Linked DNA regions of Homo sapiens: region 1 is linked to region 2. A link is a loop called in an ENCODE intact Hi-C map of the cell type or tissue named here. Cell type or tissue: gastrocnemius medialis. All regions are shown on one strand. Links, peaks and the distances in the headings refer to the core of each region. The heading gives the core; the rest is flanking DNA. Region 1 has its middle 110 kb from the start of WSPAR. Region 2 has its middle 43 kb from the start of WSPAR.

The links. Peaks named below come from ENCODE experiments on the same cell type or tissue, not always from the same donor. Only the 100,000 strongest peaks of a DNase experiment are listed, where the experiment ranks them.
Region 1: a loop joins it to region 2, with 7 times the contacts of the local background. A loop is called at or near these places in 2 of 110 quality-filtered maps.

Annotation. Positions count from the first base shown.
Region 1 is chr5:133,796,156-133,807,234 of GRCh38, forward strand. It overlaps a transcript of FSTL4 not described here. Among named protein-coding and RNA genes, the nearest start is that of WSPAR, 110 kb to the right of the region's middle. In gastrocnemius medialis, for the core only: no CTCF peak of the experiment used is centred there; a DNase peak (open chromatin) is centred at 6,416; H3K27ac peaks cover 1,388 bases.
Region 2 is chr5:133,864,993-133,876,071 of GRCh38, forward strand. No RefSeq gene overlaps it. Among named protein-coding and RNA genes, the nearest start is that of WSPAR, 43 kb to the right of the region's middle. In gastrocnemius medialis, for the core only: CTCF peaks have their summits at 4,367 (motif pointing left) and 4,568; DNase peaks (open chromatin) are centred at 4,359 and 4,769; H3K4me3 peaks cover 632 bases; H3K27ac peaks cover 826 bases.

The DNA.
Region 1 (11,079 bases), core at 5,145-7,644, 67 kb before region 2:
GGGAGAGTTCCCTGAACCCCCACGCAGGACATGCGACAGGGGTGTAGCTCACCTGTTCAGTCACCGCTGCTGCTCAAATCCCTTATGGGAGGGGGAGCACACAGGCAGACCAGGTGCAGGAGCCCAGGTGGGCTTGTGTTACAGTATGCCCTTTCAGCCTTGCTGTCTGCGGACAGCTTGACTGTCAACCAGCTCAGTGGGCCCTCTGCCTTTCTGCAAGGGCAGAGGGCCAGTGTGACAGCTTCCTGTATCCCGAGCTCTGGTCCAGCATCCCAGAAAAATCAGGCCACACACAGACTCGAAGGATGAATGCAGGAGTTGTATTGAGTGGTGGAGGTGGCTCTCAGAGGGATGGATGAGGAGCCAGAAGTGGGGGATGGAATGGGAAGATGATCTTCCCCTGGAGCATGACTGTCCAGCAGCCAAATCCCTCTCCGACCACCCCCAACCAAACTCCCCTTGGCGTTCAGACATTCCTCCTCTTCTTTCTCTGCCGCGTCATTCCGCTGTTCTGCCATCTGTCTGTCTGCTTGTCTCATCTCCTCACCTACTCTGGAGCCTGTGGTTCAGGGCTTATATGGGGTACAGGATAGGGGGCATGGTGGGCCAAACGGCAACTTTTTGGGGATGAAAACAGGCATGGCTGTTCCCATTTAGGGCCTCGGGTATCCAGGCTTGAAGGTGAGGCCTTTGCCAGGGAATCGCCCTGGGTAGAAGTGTTTCCCCCTCCTGTCTGTGTCACTGCCAGATTCACCAAGTCAAAAAGTGTTATGAAATCTTGGAGATGAACAGTGCCCATCCTTGGCTCCACTGAAGAGTAGACTGCATTGAGCCCAGGAATCCTCAGTCCCCTTTACCACCCTTCCTCTTGTTAATGGAAAAAGCAAACTCTGTAAAATATTTTAAAGAGATTTATTCTGAGCCAATATGAGTGACCATGGCCTGGCAAAATACAATCCCCAGAGGTCCTGACAAAGGGCACCCCAGGCAGTCAGATTCCAGTTTGGTTTTATACATTTTAGGGAGGCAGGAGTTACAGGCAAAGACATAAATCAATACATGGAAGGTAGACATTGATTGGCCTGAAAAGGCAGGATGTCTTGAAGCAGGGGCTTCCAAGTTTAGGTGGATTCATGGATTCTTTAACTTGTAGTTGGTTAAAGGAGCAAGGCTCTGTCTAAAATTTGGAGTCAGCAGAAAGGAATGTTTTGAATTAAGATAAGGATGCTATGTAGTAAGACTGATGACCTGCAGGGTTGACTTAATCCTTGCCTTGCATGGCCTTAGATGTTGTTTAAAATTTGGCATTATTGCCACAAAGGCTCTGTTCCATCTGTCTTAGGATCTCTATTTTAGCATTAATGCTGGTCAGTTGTGCCTAAACTCCAAAAGAGAGGGGGTATAACCAGGCATGTCCAGCTTCCCTTCCCGTCATGGCCAATAACTCAGATTTTCAGATTTCTCTGGGGTCCTCTTGGCCAAGAGGGGGTCCGTTTAGTCCTTTGGGGGTGCTTAGGATTCCATTTTTAATTTACAGTCTTCTCAGTTCTCCGTAGGAGTCCAACTCAACCTCCTCCTTCCCCAGGACTGGGGTACCTTATCTGCATCTTCCATCATCAAATGCCCCTTGCTTCAAAGACCCATCTCATACCCTGAGCAGCGCTTTGCTCCCCAAACATGTCCTGAGGTCAACCAGTCCCGCCGCAGGGGACCCAGCCAACCTCCTGCTTCAAGTCTCAAGTCAGTCTGCTCTAAAAACAACCTCGTGGCCCCAGAGCACAGCCACGAAAACCCAGATATGCTAAACTTCTCCCCACCCCCACAAACACACACACACACACCATTGTGCAAGGACAACACTGGCCCACAGGCTCTTCCTTCACACAAGAGTCCAGCAACACCTATAGCTGAGCCAAAGCAAGTGCAACTTGGCTCATTCCAATCCTATGTGGCCCTCCACTCATCTGTGAGCACGGGCCCATCCCAGACCCTACTGCTCAGCATATTTGCTTTTTCTCAGGTGATTTTCTCCTTCTGAGGTTTCTTCCCCTCAGGCCAAAAATAAGTAAAAATAAAATTTTAAATCATACATTTTGAGTTTCCAGAAGATGGGTTCTAGAGGTTTGGAATGTTATAATCCTTGAAATTCAGCTACTTCAGCCATCTCGCTTCCCAGAGGAGCAAACTCAGGGTGAGAGGGATGAAGGGAGCTGTGATTCTCAGAGGGAGGTCTGTACAGGGAAGTTTTTTTAAAAAATGCCAGATTTTATCATTGTGGACAAATGAACTCTTCTCATATATTTGTTTCCTGGACATGGTTTTATGTTAGCTAAGCTGTAAGACTAGATTTAGAAAAAAAAACTTAAAAAAAAAAAAGACACCAAACTGCATTTAACTAAGGGAGAGCTGAAACAGAAACAAGGGACGCCATGTACAGGTACTGGGCTCCCGCTTCTCTCCCAGTCAATCCTCATGCACAGGGCTCTGACCTAGACAACCTCACGACATCCTGCGGTGGCCATACCCAGCCATAACCGAGAACATCAAGGGACAACCGAAATCTTAGAAAGCCTCTCGTCCCCGCTCAGTTCTGTGGGCTCCTACAGCCCTGTACTCCCCAAACCCATCACCCCCATGCCTACCAAGTAGCTGTCGGTTCTGTCTGCCTCCCCCACCCTGAAGGCACAGACCTTAGTCATTGTATCCCCAGCCTCCTACGGTGGGCCTAGGACACATTAATTAATTTATTAATGGAGGCAGGGGAGGGAGAGAGAAAGGGAAGGAGAGGATAAGGAAGGGAGGGAGGGAGGGAGGAAGGGAGGGAGGGAGGGAGGAAGGGAGGGAGAGAGAGGGGAAGGGAAGGAATTAGAGGGGAGGAGAGAGGGAGGAAGGTAGAGAGGAAAGGAGGTGGGGAGGAAAGGAAAGAAGGAGGGAAGACAGGGAGAAAGAATCTAGCCAGCCACCCCTGACTGGCGAGACACCAGCTTCCCTGGGTTCCACGTGCCCCTCTTCCCCTGGGCATGTAAGCTAATGTTCACAGGTCTTCTAACACTGGGATCTTCCCAGCACCCCGTGGGCACCAGGCCCAGAGATGAAACCTAGTGGGGGAGTCAACACCAGGGGTGAGCCATCCCTGCAGACCTTTCTGGTCTGGCACTCTGAAAATGGCCCACTGTGACCAGCACCCATTCAAGCTAGTTTCAGCAGAAAAGAACTTATGAGGTCACTAAAGCATCCCACGGTGCTCAGAGACTCAGGAAAATTCTAGAACTGAAGATGGGTTAAGCCACAGACACTGCTTCTCATCTCCATACCTCCGAGCTCCTGACAGGTGAGCCACTCTGCCCTTCCAGAAGTCCACCTGTCTGCAACCCCACGCTAGGTACAGGGCTCTGAGGCAGGCCCTGGGAGCCCACTCAGACTCAGAGACATGGGGTACCTGTGGCTGGCAGCCACAACGTCTCTCCTCCTACCCTGCCCCCAGCAGGAGATGGTTGTGTGCTATCTGCAAATTCTTACCCATCTCATCTCTCTCCCAGGCTGCAGCTGGTAACGCCTCCCCCTCCTGGCCCAGCTTGCCTAGCTGCCCTCACCTTGACAACCACAGAAAAGCCAAAGACTGCACACATGTGCACCACACTATTTATCCTCCTGCCTGTGTTTGCTACAGTAGCCCCACAAAAAACATAACAAGGCCACAACAGAGATGCGACACGTGCCATGTACCAACTCCCCACACTTCTCAAGGAGGAAAGGCACCTGGTGATGTTCTGCAGTTCATCCCCTGCAGCACCTGAGCACCCTTCTCTCTCAGCATACATCCCTGCCTGCTGGAGGAAAGCCAGGGACCTGCACGAAACATCAGCACGCGGCGTCCCAGCCCATGCAGTTGTCATGGACAACAGGAGTTCAGAGGAAAGTGTGGGGCATGTAGACCATATGGGCTGCAGGAATTCAGGTAGCTATCAGAGTCCAGGATGATTTAGGGAAAGGAGTTTACAAAACAGGCTTATTTTGGAAAGGTTGGTGCTGAGAAGCAGTCCTTCCAAATATTGGGGGGCAGTCAAAGCAAGGGCAAAGAGATGCAGATGGGATAGAGACAGTACTCAGGGAGGGGACAGGGAGGAACCACCTTCCTGGCCAAGGCTGGTGAGGCAGTCTTGCACCAAGGTTTAGGGCAGGGGTATCCAATCTTTTGGCTTCCATAGGCGACATTGGAAGAAGAAAAATTGTCTTGGGCCACACATAAAACACACTAACACTAACGATAGCTGATGAGCTTTAAAAAAGGTCGGTGCATAAATGTCATAATGTTTTGAGAAAGTTTATGAATTTGTGTTGGGCTGCATTCAAAGCCATCCTGGGCCACAGGTTGGACAAGCTTTGCTTAAGGGGAACAGGGACCAACCGCTTCCTCCTCCCACTGCCCTGCAAGCTGGCATTTTCTCCTTCCCCTCCCCCTGCAAATGACCAACTTTCTCAAAATAACTACTTCGCAGCCCTTTCTTGAGGGGCTTTTAATGGCTTTTGAAATATAAGCCCGGAGCTACAAATGCTGCCTGGCCAATTTACTCGAATGCTTCACCTCCCCAGACATTTTTTCTAAAATGACTTTCCTTCTTCCACCACAAACAGAGCCTTTGGAGCAATGTGCCTTTTAGTCAACAATTATAAGAAGTTTTAGAAGTCACTTTTAAAAGGCTGTCATGGCAAAGCTGCTCAGCTATATCTCTATTCCTGAGGGACTGCCTGGTGGTGGCAGGAAGCAGGCACCGGTGGGAGGTGGGGAGGTGGGGAGGTGGGGAGCAGCCTTCATCCATCACGCTGCCACGACAGGCCCTGGCACCCGGGGGTCCTCGAAGTACACATCTGCAGCCCGGCAGCACTGGCATGATTTATCGCAGGCAGGTTGTCGCCTTCACCTGGTCGGGTTTCTCCGTTTTCTGGTTGCTTCTCCTCTCACCGACCTCCAGATATTTCTGTTCCTCGGGCCCCAGGCCTGGTCCATCCTGACCCCACACATTGGTGCCCACTGCTGCGACTTTGCTCACTGTCTCTGAACCAACAGCTTCCATGCCTGTGTCTCCAGCCCAGACCCAGAGACCAACTGCTTTTCAGGCATCTCCTCAAACTCAATGCCGAAGAACACGTGTTTATTTCCTCCCAATCAGCTTCTTCCCAGCCTTCTGCACCTCAGCCAGTGGCACCACCATCTCCCCAGGCCACAAGCCTTGCCATCACCCTTCATTCCTCTCTCTCTCCACACCACCGTGTCCCAAACCAATTCCATCCATGAGACCAGTTGGCTTTACCTCTTAACCACATCCTGAATCTGACGCTCCGTACCACCTCTGCCGCTTCAGCCTCCTGTAGCAGCCACCATCTCTCACCTGCACAACAGCCTAGCCTCCTTTCTTTCTGCCTCATGAAGCAGTTAGGGAGGCCATCCTGCAGTGAGCATAACCACAGCGGTGTCCCCGCCCCACTGCCAGCCAGGGCCTTGATGCGAGGGGTTCAGCCCAGGTGCAGTTAGGGGAACCCCTTCCTCCCCTCCAAGTTATCTGGGGCTGAAGAGACAAGAGGAGGCATGGGGGAGCCAGACAGTACCCATTCCTCTGATCCTCTCCACTGAGGGCTCTAGTGGGACAGAACCAAGTTCATACTCCCAGGCGAGCTGGAGGTGGCAAGTGGAGACCCTCAGTCATTGCCCCTTCCAGCCAGCAGCCCTGTGCTCTCTGGTCAGAGCCTGGGCATGCAAACACACCTCCCTGCTCCCTACTCCTTTCATCTCATCAAGATCCAAAATCCAGCCCATCCTTCCTCTCTCAGCCTACTGTGCCCTTCTCAAGGGAGCCTCCTGCCCCACAGACTAGGTCAGTCCTGAGCTAATCTGAACACCTGTGCCTCTCCTTCAGAGCACTTAGCTCATTGCTGCTAAGTAATATGTTAACCAACTGGGTAATGTCTTTGGGTTGAACACTTGACTTCCCCGGTGGACTTTTAAACTCTGTAAGGGCCTGGACTGATTTTGTTTACAATTAATCTCCAGGGCCTGGCACACCGTAGGTTTTCAGTAAATATTGACCAAATCGATGCATAATTCTGCAATTCCTAAGGAGGAGGTTGATGGGAACTAAGGAATCAAGGAAAGAGGAGAGAGAGGGAATGTTTGGATCACTCCTGGATGGGGTGTTTTCAACATAAAACCCATGCAGCTGAAAGGTCGTTATCTTCAGACACAGTATCCAGGGAAAAACCAAATATGACATTGAAAATAAGCTCATGGCAAATACAACATCACTGAAGGAAGCAAGAACCTTTGTAATGCTCCAGGGAGGAGTCCAGCCGCCGTCATCCCCAGTCAGCCTGCAGGGCGCTGGCCAGCCTTACCAGAGCTGGGAAAGGGCCTGGCTGGACTCCCAGCTACACACATGTAAGATGATGCTGACCAAACTGAGGGCCTCACACGGCATTTGTTCTCTGCACAGAGCACCATCATCCCAGCCCAAGCCTCTTCCTGTTCTATTTATTTCTGAAAATAGATTGCTGTACCTGCAACTTTTATTCCTTTGGGGAACCATCCCTTCTGCTCTCCTTGTGGTCCTGTGGGACTACCAGTCACTGTTTCCCTCCTCTAGCCCCAGACTCTCACCACAGAGGTGGGCAGCTGTGCCCAGCTGAAAGAACTACAGTGCCACATCTCCCCAAACACAGTAACTGGTATAGGTGTACACAACTTAGCAAGGCGTCTCATTTCCAGGCGCATATACATAGGTGTGGAGAGGAGGCTTGCTTTCCACTGACTGCCAAGCTGGGGCCACGTAAGCCTGGAGTTGCTAGCAGCCATTTTCCCTGACTATATGAAGGAAGCCCACCTGTAGTAGGGGAGAATTAGACTCACACATGAACAAACAATCAGATAGAGCAGAACCAAGAGAAGGAGGAGAGAGAAAGACCATCATTTGTGTTGCTGGATCTGACCTTACCTGAAGGCAAGCACCCCTGAATGTCTCACTTTGTGAGTCAAACAACCTTTTCAGCTTGAGGGGTTTGCCTGTTGTGTACAATCAAGAATACCAATGAATATAGCTTTCTTCCTGAGACACTCCCCCAGATTGACCCACATACCTGAGCAAACTCACCTCCTCCAACTCCATGCCAAGTGTCTAAGGTGTCTAAGATTATAGTCTGCATGTAAGAGCTGGCCAGGCAACAGTAAGCTAGAAGAAGGGAAATCACAGTTGGGCCCCGCCTCTATACTTCAACCCAACCCCCAGGGATATACCTCCCACTACAGGCTTTTGTTTCCCCACCTTAGGAAGCTTGGAATACAAGAGGCACAACTGTCATCTCCCCAAGTCCAAGAGCACCTCCTGGAGTCCCAGACCGTCTCTCCTCCCAAATGGGAAAAAGTCCTCTGCAAACCCACTATTCACCCCACCCTAAGTGGCAGAAACATGGGGGCAGAAGCATGGTCTTTCTGGGTGGAGTAGGGATGCTCCTCTAAGTGGTACTCCCACCCACTCTTCATTTCTTCAAAAATTGTGTATTTAGTCCTTACCTTGTGCCAGGCACTATGCTAGGCACTGGGGCTACAAAGACCCTCATGCCAAACTGTCTGTTGTCTACCTGGTATCAGTGAGCCTTCTTCTACACCCTCTTCCACATCCCAGGAGTCCCATATCTGCAGGGTTCCAATTAGAGTATACCAATGAGAGGCGCTCATGTGAGATTTGGAGGGCAGAAGAGAAAGAGAAGCCCTGATTTTCAGGTGGAAGCTATGAGCCAATGAGTTGAGGTTTCACCAATGGCCTCCAGGTTTCCTCTGCGAATCTCCTGCTTCAAGGCTGGAGGCAGTTGAAATCATCAGCTAGCTTCCCACAAGATGCTTACATTTCCAAATCCTGAATGTAGCCTTTCTGAATTTTGCTTCCCCCATCCCACCTCCAACAATTGGATAAGCCTCTAAATCCCTATATTCAATCCCTTTCTGCTCAAAATGCCTGGAAAGGTTCCTGTTCTCCATGCCCTAAAGGACCTTGGCCTTATCCTGGATAAAGGCAACAAGACCAAAGTCTCCCCACAGTGGCCCAAAGGAAAAGTTGGGTCTCTCCTGGCACTTTGGAGAAAAGCCTTGCCTGGCCACATTGTCCTCAGGGCCTGCCACGATACTGCATGGCTGATATAGTGCAGTGCCCACTACACCATAGCAAGTCAGCACAGCCAATGACTGTACAGTCACTGAAAACCCGGCAAACCCTTATAGGATCACACCAAGCAAGGATAAGTGAACTTAACCTAGTGGGTATACTATGGCTGAAAACACACACACAGGGAGTAAAACTATATCTCTGACCCCTAAACATTGAAAAGGGCAGAATAGAACAAGCCATGAAACAGTCTGATTCCTTGTTAACTGATCTGCATGATACCCAGAAAGGGGTGCAGGGAAGTCATTTATGCCAGACCCAGTCACCCACTGTCACCTGTGTGGAGCCCTCCTTGGCTGGGGCTTCCACTCCCTTCCTGACTCTCAGAACTGCACATGTTGGGCCGAGGCAGGTGTATCATGAGGTCAGGAGATCGAGACCATCCTGGTTAACACGGTGAAACCCCATCTCTACTAAAAATACAAAAAATTAGCCGGGCATTGTGGCGGGCGCCTGTAGTCCCAGCTACTCGGGAGGCTGAGGCAGGAGAACGGCATGAACCCGGAAGGCGGAGCTTGCAGTGAGCCAAATCGTGCCACTGCACTCCAGCCTGGGCGACAGAGTGAGACTCCGTCTCAAAAAAAAAAAAAAAAAAAATAGAACTGCACATGTTGGGACCCTCTTCACAGCCCCTCAGGCAACCTTCTCCTAATGCCACCTCTCTCTTAGCCCCAACCCCACTGCCTCCTTGGTTTCTTAATTCCCTCTGCTTGCCCCTCCCAGAATCCCTCTCTTGGCCTCCTCAGTCTTCAGACTCAGTACTCCTTCATCCACTTCACCCACCTCCCCTCATTTCCCAGCCCATTTCCCCATTGAGCTTGAGAGCCAGGCCCCTAGGGAGGCAATGAAGGTCCCACATTCAAAAATGCACCAGACAATCATGCCCCTACTCTGCCAGGAGTCCACCCTAGGCATAACCCCATGCGCTATTACCCGGAAAGAGCCTCCGCCTCCACTCCCTCCTTCAGCTGCATCACTCAAGAGTCCCTTGAGCTATCCCAACTTGGTGTATGCCCCACAAGGAAGGTTTGTGCCATGCTCCAGCCAGAGGGTGGAGAAGAGGGAACAAAAAACTCAAGCTACCACATGTGCATATGAAAAGAAATGTGCAGAAATGTGACTATCGTATCCAGAGTGGTGAGAGGATGGGGTTGTTTCCTAAGATTCCCTGTTATTGCATGATCTTTTCAGTAAAAAGAAAATAAATAGAAAGAGATCACATGATCACTTAAATCTTCCTGAAGGTGTGTATGAGTGCTGAAATTAGCACATGTGGCACTGTGGGAGAAGAATTTTTCCAAGCTCTCCTCTCCCAGATAGCTGTTCCACCTCCAGGATGTCCTGTGCCCTGCTCTGCTCAGTTCTCCCAACATGCCTGAGACTTCCATGGTACTATTACTGGAGCACCATTTTGAGTTTGAACTGTTTGGAGACTGTGGGTGTAGCCCTGCACCAGCCCTCAGTTCCTTGCCAGACTTCTCAGCTCTGGGTCACTGTTGTGAATCTCAGTGTCATCATCTCTATGTGGCAGAATGTGCAAACTGAGTTAACACCACAGTCAGGCTGGGGCCAGACCCCCCAACCCCCGATCAGAAGGTTCCAGTTCACCAAGTTGCCTGCATCCCCATGTATGGGATACCGCCTAATGAAATTTGCTGGAATCACCCCAGCCAATACTGCTAACTTTTCTTTTATTTTCTATTCCAAAAATCTGTCAAACTCATCATCTCTGGCCCGCAAAACAAATTTATTTTTTGAGTCATGTAGCAAAAAATTGAAGTTGAAATGCTGCGAGGGTAGAGGCTTTTGTCTTGGTGTCGGACGTCTGTGAAATCTAATGGAGTCGTTCTTTGACAACATTATCTGTGTTTGGTTAATTTGGTGGAGTAGACAACGTCCTCCACTGAACAGGAAGAATAGAATGCACAGTCCTAGGAAAGCAGAGAGTTGGCCCATGGTAGATAATTTCCTTCCACTATTCATCCTGCAGATAGGCACTCAATTACAGAGGTGCTCATAGGTAAATTTCCATTCATTCTTTTATCACCTTGCAAATGAAATAGTCATTTTTTAAATAGCATGAGCAGAGATGCATGTCAGTAAACAAAAGGGCAGGCCTCCTTATCACAGTATATTTTGTCCTGATTATTTGTTCTTCTATCCCGCAGAAAGCTCTGCATCTAATTCACAGGTTTGGCCACCTCTTGCCAACTTGTTCTTATTAATGCAGCCCAAACTGGGTTGCTGATGCACAGTAACAGGAACAAACCTTTCCTGAGCTCGACGTTCAGGGGCCTCGGCCCAGAGCTGAGCGGATGGAGGATAGGAAGTGCCCCTGCCCCTGAGAACTGCCTGAGTGCTGCTGGGTGGCTACTGGTACCAATTACTGGTATTAGCTTCTGGTACCAACTATGCTGCCCCATAACTGCTTATTTTCTGAAGCAGGACTCGGAGCAACCTGGAGGGGGGCACCCTGCTCCGCATAAATGGAAAGACAAGTACCCCAGATGATCCTCCAGGCAAATGCCACCTAAGGGAGCCCAGTCTTTGCAGAGCCCACCTAGTCAGGGCGATGCCCATAATCATGACTGAAAGGACTTATGAGGATGCTCCAGGGAACATTTCAGGTGTGGACTGTCAATCACGCCCACATGCTATGAATATGCATAAGTTTCATGGATATTCATGAGCATTCCAGCAACCTCAAAGTTCCTCCTTACAACAATAGCACAATTCCTTTTGTTGTTAAACAGCCTCTTCACATTAAGCGGTCTGCTGGGTCAGAAGAGGAGGCTAGGAAGAAAATATACATCTCTCCTCTCTGTTCCTCAATCTCCCAGCCAGCCAGGGCTAATATTTACTTACTGTA
Region 2 (11,079 bases), core at 3,420-5,919:
AGATTAATGGGAGGGAGGTCAGGAAGATCTTTCCAAAGAGTGACTTTTTTCAGGAGAGAGGATGAGAAGGATGAGCTGAGGACCCTGGAGGCAGGCATGTGGTGTGTGAGGAGGCTCAGGGTAGGAGAGGGCTGGAGGCAGCGGCAGCAGCAGCTCCCACAGGCCCAGAAGAAGGTGGTAAGAGTCCAGGCTTCATTCTGAATGTGATTAGAGCCCACTGGCAGATTTTAGAAAGAGACAGTAAAAGGGTGACGCCCACAAAGATGTGAATGGGATAGGAGGCAAATGGCATCCAAATTTAGGCAGCTGGAAAGCAGATGGGTAAACAGTGACTGACATAGCCGACCAGGGAAAGCCAAGGCGAAGCCAGCAGTGGAGAAGTCTGGAAGCAGCTGATTTGCAACCTCCTCAATGCCACCCGGGCTCTGGAATGAGAGGCCCAAGTGCCTGTGAGAGGTGGGGGAAGGTGGCACTGCACAATGAGGGGCTGCTGGAAATCTGTGGAAGAAGCACTGGATCCCCAGTGCCCTCCTTGCTTTGTACAGCTGAGAGCTGCTCACCACACCCACCTCCCCACTTGTCTCTGGCAGGCTGGAAATTTGCCCTCAAGACAGGCTGGTCCCCAAGGGCTGCTTTCTGGGACCCCAGGCCCAGCTGAGTGCAGGGCTCATCCTAAAGATAAATGAAGTGGAAGTCTACTTACCAAATGGCAAGAGTCCCAGCCCCTCTCCTTGCCTAGTTCTGATAACCTTGGTGAACTGGCTCACAGGAAGATTACAACCTCAAGAAAAGAGACTTATAGATACAGACAGACAAGGGTCCCCCTTTCTGGTGGGTTGTCATGTCCACTCAGAACCTCAGAATGTGACCTGCTTTGGAAAGAGAGTCTTTGCAGATATATTAATAGTTGAGGTAAAAACCAAGACGGGATCATATTGGGTTAGGCTGGTCCCTAATCCAATGAGAATGTCCCTATAAGAGACAAAAAATGGACAGAGAGAGACATGGGGAAGGCAGTCGTGTAAAGACAGAGGCAGAGACGGGAGTTGTGCTGCCATGACCCAAGGACACTAGGAGCCACCAGCAGCTGGAGGTGGCGGCCCTGCCTGCACCTTGATTTCAGATTTCTGGCTTCCAGAACTGTTTATAGTCATTTGTTGCAGCATTTTTAGGAAACTAAAGATATGATACCCCTCAAATCCAATTACCCTCTGCAGTGAAGCCCACTGCTAGACAGAGCACAGGCGTGCACACACATCACACACACACACTCTTCTATTCCACGCTTTAGTGCCTCACTCTTAAATATATGCACAGCTCTGCAGAGCTGTAATTTAATAGGATACTCAACTTTTTCCCCAAGGGAGTGGGGCACAGAGTTCAGACAGCACTGAGGTCTTCTTCCTCCTTGCTGCGCTGCTGCCTGGGCTTGCTTCTCACCCGAGGAAGGAGAGAGAGCGTGAGCCTCCATAAGCAGCATAGCCTCTCTTCCCTGCCTCCCTCCCGTAAGAGCCAGGGACAGCACTCCCCAGAGCCCAGAAAATCCTGGCAGCCTACCCACTGGCTGCCACCCCTTACTGGCCCATCTCCTACAACACAGCCCCCATCAGGATAAGCGTACCCTGGCAGCTCTGTAGAAGATGCAGAGGCCATACCCTGGGGCCACAGGGATGTGAGGGACCCATGGGGTCTGCAGTATCTGTCCTCACTTTCCCCTCTTTGTGTACACTGCCTGGGCCTAGAGACTGCCCCGTCCTGGACTCACACAGATCCCGGAGGCCTGAGCTCCATCCCCGGCTGAGGGGGTGAAAGGCCATAAGGCAGCCCCTGGCCCTGCCGGAAACCCAGAAAGCCAACGTCACACTCCCCAGGTACTGCTTTTCCTTCCAGAATAAGGTGTAGTGTCCCTTTCAGCATCTGCAAGGTGAGAGGCTAGCCCTCCCTGGCTTCAAGCTTTAGGCTGGAGCCCCTTGTCCTCCAATCCCTTCTCCAACCGCTCAGCCCTCCAGGTGGGGGAGCAGCTCCAACCTCAGAGGGCTCCATAGTTCTGCCTACAGGATGCCACCCCCTTTTGGACATACCCTGCTCAGAATCCCCAAGCAGAGAGACAGAGAAGGAGCAAGTGCAGACACCTTGCTCTGGCCTCTCAGGCCCCCTGTGATCTGACCTCAAAGGCACTGGCCCCTCTTCTTGCACCCCATGCAAGACAGCCTGGATCACTCCTAACGTTGTCGTCTTTTCCTATCTCTGAGCCTTTGTCCTTGCCACTGCCTCAGCCCAGAATGCCATTCCCCTTCCTGTTTATCAACCCTGCCCATACTTCTAGTAAGAAGTGGCTCAGCTCCAGCCCCTACTCTTAGTCCCCAACACCCCTATGATTTTTCTTCGATTCACTGAGATTAGGACTTGCTGAGGCCCAAGCTGTGTACTTGGTCTGGGAACACAAAGACTTAAGGATGAGACTCCTGAAGTGGCGCTTGAACCACATAATCCCATGAGCCGATTCTGTTTCCTCCACTGGACTGTGAGCTCCTTGGGGGAGTTCCCTCCCTGCTCAGCACACACAGCCACCCTCAGGGAAATGCAGCAGCTACTTCATGACACACATGGTGAACACACAGGTGGAAACATGTCCACAGACTCCCTGATGGCCAGCACTACAGTCTGCAGAGACACAGCTGACCGCATGCCCTACTTTGCAGATGGGAAATGGTCCTTTGAGAAAGGAGAAGAGGCTCCTGGGGGGAGAAAAGCCCAAAGCACTCCTCCAAGGATAAAAGGGATGGAAAGTGGAGCCTTGAACTTAGATCCCTTGGGGCCCGGAAGCCTGGGTTCGCATCAAGTCAGGTTCTTCCCTGCCCTGCCCTATCCTCAGGCCTGCAACACACACCCTAATCTCATTCTTGCTCTCAGACTTTTCCCTCCTCTTCTTCATAACTTGCCCCACTTCCTCCAGAAGCCGTCTCCAGCTCACTCAGTCCCAGTCCAGGCAGATCTTGCCATCTGCTCGTCCTTACAGTAAGCTTTCCAAGGCCACAGTCCTGCCCTCAAGTACAGCCAGAGCCTGGGATCCTGTTCATGACCTCAAAAGGTGGCCCAGGCAGTGGGGGAGCTGCTCGCTGGGTCCCTGGGTGACATTTAGCCCGCCTCTCTGATCACTTGTCCTGTACATTAAATATTAGTACCTCGGCTCATCCAGGGTTACTGAGGCCTTTAGGTGTGCCAGGCACAGTGCTGGGTGCTGAGGGAACAGCAGAAACCAGACACGCTGCACCCTGTCCTCATGGAGCCAACAGCCCAGTTTGGAAGATGGCCAGTGAGCAAGTATGCAGAGCTCAGGGTGAGAGCCGGGCCAGTACCATCCTGGGGAAGGTAGCACCATTTCCATTCCATGCTCTGCCTGCTCCCCCAACTTTCTTAACATGGAAGGGAAGTTGTCTGGGACCTGCAAACTACAACCCGTCCCAGCCCCACGCTCTTAGCCAACTTGGGCTCTGGTAGGTGTGGGGCAGGGGGTGGGGAAGGGAGGGGGTATGTATGCATGCGTGTGTGTGTGTGTGTGTGTGTGTGTGTGTGCACATGCATGCATGTGCCTGTGTGCATTTTCAAATACTTTCAACTTTGCAAAATAATGACATCTCTAACATAAAAACAGAAAGCCCATCAGCTGCAATCTGCCATTATATTTTTACTGGGACCCTCGTTGATCAAGAGTGTAATCTGTAAGATAACATAAGTGCTAATAATATTTTCCAGGGAAGCATTTCTCACTGTTAAGAACACAAAATGCTATTAGGGGGTATATTTGTTAACATTGATGAGACATAGATTACCCAGCTTCTGCAACAAGATGGGAACAGGCTGATTCTTTTCCCCTCTAAGCTGTTCAACTTCCAAAAAAAAATTAGCATAATGTGCTGAACGTTCTATACAATTCTAAGTTAATCTTAAAAACTCCTTTGTGATTCCTCTCCCATTAAAGACTTTAAATATCTTTATTCTCTTTTAATAGAGCAATTCATCAATGTATTCCTCTCAAAGGTAAGTAATATAGAAATATTAGATGGGGGCGATGGGTGACATGTTACATAAAAAGGAAGGCTCCATCAGAATGAATACGCTAATTAATACCGTACCTGGCACTTAGTAGGTACTTAATAAATGGATATTATATTACTTGATTGATCGAAATTCCCTAACATTTATAAAATAAAGCTTTTCAATATCATGTCAAGATTTTTAAAATACGAAACGCTTTATCATCATTTCCTGTTTAATTTTGAAGTTGGGTAGATTCTCGAAGCCCTTGCGTGCGACGGGCTTTCCTGCCTGGGCTTGGATCTCAGACTTTTGACAGAGCGCCACCTACTGCCCGAGCCTCACCACCTTCTCGCAGACCCGCTATTAATAAAATCGCCACAAGAAAAAGTAGAAAACAGTGTGTTTTATTCTCAAGCATTCAGCCAGCCCTTACTCTGTATGTGGCAGACCCTGGGGGAACAGACAAGACAAAACGCATCCCTGCTCCGAGATGTTCAATCTGCAAGAGAAATGACCAAGGAGGCAGAGCTAAATGGGGTGACATCCACCATGGGATAAGTCACAAGACAGAAGCCCAGGTCAGCTACAGACCCCCAACACTTCCCACCAGATGACTGGCCATGAGCAGGCAAAGCCCTCTTCCTCATCCACTCAGATCTCTTTACACACCCAACACAGCTGCCAGGTCCCTCCTGGTCCTGACCTCTGGGTGAAGTAACGGTCCTCGGCCAGCACAGTGACGATGGCTGGTCACTCGGGACTTGGATGCTGGCCATTAAAGCTGCACTGTGTGCAGGAAGACTCACAAGGAGCAAACAAAGGCTTTGGCAGCTCTCAACTCAGGCCTGCTCTCTACATCGCAAACAGGTTGTATTCCCCATGTTGGCCCGAGATACAATTAAGCTATTGATCCTTGTGCAAAATGGGCATTGATAAATCAATATGGAGCTGATGCTGTAGATAAACAGCGCGAGTCATCAGCAGGCATGGCATGTGTAAATGATTCGATACAGATTGGTATCTGGGGAAATTCTCCCTCAATATGGCCGAGAATGCCGAACGCTGTTAGGATGTGCAGCAGCTGCTTTTGCCCTAATTTATTGCTGTTGTCTTATTTACTCAACAAGAAGAGACTGAGCTCCTTCTGTGAGCTTGGCCATGTGCTCAGTCTGGGGACACAGGGACAATTGAGCCTCCCCATCACCATCCCCCATGAGTTCATGACCCAGGGCAGAGCTGGTAGAATTCTCCCTGCCCTCTGGAAGGTGGAAGACCTGAGTCAGGGTGGTCCCCTGCTGAGTACTCACTATGTGCCAGGCCCTGGGCTGGACATGCTATAGACAAACCTCTCAGTCTCCTGATGAGGACTGAGATAGAAGTTCCTGGCTCAGTTTTACTACTGAGAAAATTGAGGTATAGAGAGGTTAAGCAGTCACATAGCTAATAAGTGGTAGAGTGGGGATCTGAACCCAGTCTGCCCAGTTCTAAAGCCTAGATTCTTCCCTTACCTGGTTTATACAACGAATATCTTAGATCTGATCATCAAACAGGCTATTTCCACAACCAAAAACCATTCTCTCATCACAGGCAGCCAAGTGGCATTGACCACATGAGAATGGGGACACCTAAGAGCAGCCTTGCCTGACCTTGGAGGCACAGGTTGGAGGCCAAGGCCCCTAGCAGGTGGGTAGAGCAGGAATACAGTCACAGACACACAACCACAAACCACATCTCCCTTGCTAACAGAACCCTGGTGCTGTCCAGGCATCCATGCAGCAAGAAGGCTGGCCTGTATCCCAGCCCCACAACAGGATGTGAAGCTGGATTAACCTTAAACCAATTAGGGCAGTTGCATTCCTTTTGCTGATGACTAGCAAAATTCTGGCCAAGGAGACACTGCTCAGGAGAACAAGTCTGCTAGAGAGGCTCCTGGGAACAGAATGGTTTCTTAGCTCTTAAATAGAGACACAAGAATCATTTTTCACCCACCATATTGGCAAGAACCCAAAAGGTTGAGAACACATGCTACCGGTGTGGGGAAACAGGCCACTCATACGTCGCCGATGGGAGTACAAACTGATATCAATCCCCATCTCCCAAAAAAATTCCTCTAAAATAGCAGTATCTTAAAGTGACAGAAACCCACAAGGACAAAGAAGAGAGAACATGGTAGAAAACAAGTTATATCAACAAGACTTTGGATGCTGAAAAGCAGACGCAAGAGCTGACTTAGCAGATCAGAAGGAGCTGAAACCTAAGCCTCAGTTTGCATGAGTGAGTCCATTCAGAATCCAGAAAACCCAGGAATTGAGAGAGCACCAACTTCCTCAGAAGGCAGAGACATAGGTGGGGCTGAAAACAGGAGGAACTTAACACTCAACAATAAGAAAATAAACAACTCAACTGAAAAGTGGACAAACGACCTCAACAGACACCTCATCAAAGCTATGCCAAATAAGCATATAAAAAGGTGCCCTACATTATATGTCATTAAAAAAAATTACAAATTTGGCCAAGCACTGTTATTACTTGGCTCTTGCCTGTAATCACAGCACTTTGGGAGGCCAAGGCAGGAGGATCATTTGAAACCAGGAGTTCAACACCTGCCTGGGTAACATGGTGAAACCTCATCTCAAAAAAAGATTTTTTTTTAAGTAGCCTGTAGTCCCATCTACTCAGAGGACTGAGGCAAAAGCATCATTTAAGCCCAGGAGGCCAAGGCTACAGTGAGCCCTGATTGTGCCACTGCACCCCAGCCTAGGTGACAGAGCTAGACCCTGTGAAAGGAAGGAAGGAAGGAAGGAAGGAAGGAAGGAAGGAAGGAAGGAAATTCCAAATTGAATCAATGAGATACCACACACCTATTTGAATGGCCAAAACCCAGAACATTAGCACCAATGCTGGTGAGGATGTGGAGTGCCAGGAACTCTCATTCATTGCTGATGGGAATGCAAAATGCTACAGCTACTTGGGAAAACAGCTTGGCAGTTCTTACAAAACAAAACAAAACAAAAAACAAAAACGAACAAAAGAACATTCACAAAAAAAAAAACGGTCTTGGAAATTAAAAATATGAGAGCAGAAATGTTTTTATCAATAAAATGTTTGAAAAATAGAGAAAATCTCCATTAAAATTAGGGGCAAAGTAGACAATAAGAAAGATAAGTAAATTCAAGGATAAATCTAAGAGGTCCATCATTCAACTAATGAGTTACAGAAAAAGAAAATAAAACAGAGAGGATGCAGTTATAAAAAATAATATAAGACACTGCTCCAGAACTAAAGGGACTGTATTTCAAGATTTTATGGATTCTCCAAGTGCATGGCACCATGAATTATACCTAAAAAAGAAAACAAAAATATCCCAAGGAACATAATCATGAAATGCAGAACACAGAAATGGAGAAAAATCCTAAAAGCTTCCAAAGAAAATAAGCAGCTCAAATACAAACCTTGGAATCTGAAAGGCATCTGATGTCTCAACAACAATGGAAACTAGAAGACAATGGAACAATGCCTTCAAATTTCTGAGGGAAAATGATTTACAATCTAGAGTCGGCCATACTGTCAATCAAATATGAGGCTAGAATAAAGACATTTCAGATAAACAAGGTCTCAAACACACTTACCACCTTTTCACCCTTTCTCAGGAAGTTACCAGAAATATTTTCCCCCAAAGAAGAGAAAGATCCAAGAAAAAGCATGATCCGAAAAAAATGGAATCCAGGGTCCAGGGAATGCCCTGGTTGATGGTGACAAAATTCTAGATTGAAAACCTGCTAGAGAACAGCAGTCTAGACAGAGGTGGGGCTGGGAGGCTCTGCAGGGCTGTCTGAAAAATAAGAAAACAAATAAAACAAGTAGACTGCCTGAGGTGTTTGAAATATTCAGAGATTTTCAGTTCTGTCATGGAGTTTGGGAAATAATTTGTAATTGGTACCTATAAAACAAACAAATGAAAAGAAATGGGGCAATTATTAACTTCTGAGAAAATTAAAAGTTGTACAAGAAAGAAAAATATAATCACAGTACTACATATGGCTCGCTGTGAATAATGGCTACATAGTCATAATAATGTAAACATTGAATATTGACTTAGCCCAAAATGAAGATTTAACATTCTCAAGAGGCCAGGGGAAGGGGAAGATTGCGGGGGCCATGGGGGAGGCTGTGCAGGTAATACCAGTAAAAAAGCCTTCCCTTCCACAAAGGGAAGTCAATTGATCATCTCTAAAGTGGAAAATAAAAAAATAAAAACATAGCAGTTACATCAAGTTTCATAAAAATACAGAGAAAATACAAGAAAAACTCAAACACTGAAAACAGGTGAAACCCGGGAGATGGGAGCAGGGGGTGAGGGGACGGGGCACTACCATCTTTCATTACAAGCCCAGTAGTTCTATTTTGGTTTTGTTTGTTTGTTTGTTTGTTTTCAGTATTCTGTTTTGATACCTATATACACAGAACCTGGATAGAATATTAAAGAAGAAAAAACCAGAAAGTGTTTGCTGATCTCCTGGCATGCAGTCAGATCTGCATCCCCTTCGAGGCTGAGAAACAGCCAAGGACCCAGCTCCTGGCCTCTGGAACTTATTAGTCAGCTGACAGACAAGACCAAGAAAGAAAACAGGCTGTTTCAATGGTGCACTGTTACAGTGCTACGGCAAATATCATGCCTCTTTGCTCATGTATGCAGGTATTTCTCTAGGCCAGAGATCTTGAAAGCTGAGTGGTTGGGACAATGGTGTACTTGATTTAAATTTTAATAGATACTGCCAAATTGCCCCCTCAAAGGCTGTACCAGCATACACTGCCACCAGCAGGGATGCAGAGTTCTCCCTTATCCTTGCTGACACTTGACAATAGCAATCTTTTTAATGTTTGCCAAACTGCCAGGTGAAAAAATTGCATTTCTTCTTTTTAAATTTGCACCTTCATGATTACTGGCATACGTTCTATAGTAAATACACAGGGAATAGTGTGCAACAGTTAAAAAGGGTAAGGTGTTGGCAGGACAATATCTCCAAAATGTATTGTTGTTATAGGACCAACAGGTTCCTGTGTTTGCTGCTCAGTAACAGACCAATATACTGAGACAGTAGGGTTTGTGGCAGAGAAAGAATTTAATGATCACAGAGCACTGAGTGAGGAGATGGGAGGAGACCCTCAAATCCATCTCCCTGAGGAGTTCTGGGCTGGGGTTTTTAAGGGGTTTTTTATGGAGGGTGAGGGGCTGGAAAATTGTAGTCATTGATTTGTCAGGGTAAGGGGGATTGAATCATCCAGATGAGGAAATTGCATACTTTGATGAGTCAGCTCCTGTGGGGCTCTTCACACCAGCTGACATCAGTATTGAAAGAATATCTCATTGAAAGAATATCTCAAATGGAAAACAATGTTTTATAGTGTTCAAGTTGTTGTCTGCAGAACAGTTAAGAGGAACTACACTCTTGTAACAGGATCTACATCATTCTAAGTCAATTGGCACCAAACAACTATGAAGAAGCAGGAGGTCAGAGAACAAGCTGACCTCATGATCAATCCTGGGTGTGCTGCAAGCTTGGTTTATTGTCATTTCTCCCTCTCCCTTCTTTTTTTTTCCTTTGAGACAGAGTCTCACTCCATCACCCAGGCAGGAATAAAGTGGCATCATCTCAGCTTGCTGCAATCTCCACCTCCCGGTTCAAGCAATTCTTGTGCCTCAGCCTCCTGAGTATCTAGGATTACAGGCACACATCACCATGCCTGGCTAATTTTTTAATTTTTAGTAGAGACGGGGTTTCACCATGTTAGCCAGGCTGGTCTCGAACTCCTGGCCTCAAGTGATCTGCCCTTGAGATTACAGGTGTGAGCCCCTGCACCCGGCCCTCTCCCTTTTTTCTTAATTTTATAAGGTTTATAGGCACAATTTTATTGTTCAGTGAAGCAAACAAGTTGCAAACAATATGTAGCAAATGATACGACTTATGTTCAAAAACACGAAAACCTGTGTGTGTAAATTCTTACGAAGAGGTATGAAACAAGACAGAACAAAGCATAACTGTGGCCCTCTGTGAGAGGGAGAGAGAGAGTCAGACTGGTGGGTGAGAGGCAATGTTCTCAAGAGAGACTTTCACCTTCTCCATAAGGATAGATGGAAGCAATTATACGGAAGGAAAATAATTTTCCTTCTACTTTTGTGAGTTCTTAGCTAGGACTGCTGTAACAAAAGACAGATCAGCAAGAGAAAAACAAAAAAAAGCTTATCAATATGTATATTTCATATACACATGGGCAAAAAGTCAGGGAAAGAGTAACTCTCAAAGAGGTGGTTTCAACTCTGGGGTATATAGCATCCTAACAAAGAACAATAAATTTTTAGAGACATGACAAGACAAAAGAAAAAAAACCTTGAGTCTCTAAAGGAGGCAAATTGTGGGAAGGCAAATATATGGGAAACAAGTGGTAAAGACTAATTACTAAATTTGGGTACATAGATTCCTCTGGTGCAGTCTCCTGACTAATCAAGGTCTAAATTGTATTTTGTGATCAACCTTTGTCCTTCCTGGTAGAGAGGGGAGGAGGGACACCTTTGTAAATGTATGTCCTGTGTTAGGCAAAGATGAGGAGGGCAGAGAAACTGTTTGTGTAAATTCATGGGAAAAGGTATGAAACAAGACAGACCAAAGTGTAACTGTGGGCTTCTGTGAGACGGGGAGAGAGTAAGACTGGTGAGTGACAGGGAATATTCTCAAGGGAGACTTTCACTTTCTCCTTAAGGATAAATGGAAGCAATTGTAGGGGAGGAAAAATAATTTTCTTGTATCTGCTTCATCTCAATTGCCTTTAGCTCAAAATAATCCTTATGCCAAAGTGGCATTTTGGTGGCTGGCATATTCTGTGACCCTTTGCAACATAGCATAGGAATCAAATGCATAGGCTCTGGCCTGCCTGGGTTCTAGGTTCAGCTGTGTGTTCTCAGGCAAGGGTGTCCATGTTCTCGTGTATAAAAGAGAAATAATACCTACCTCGTGGGATTATATGGGGATTAAATGTAGT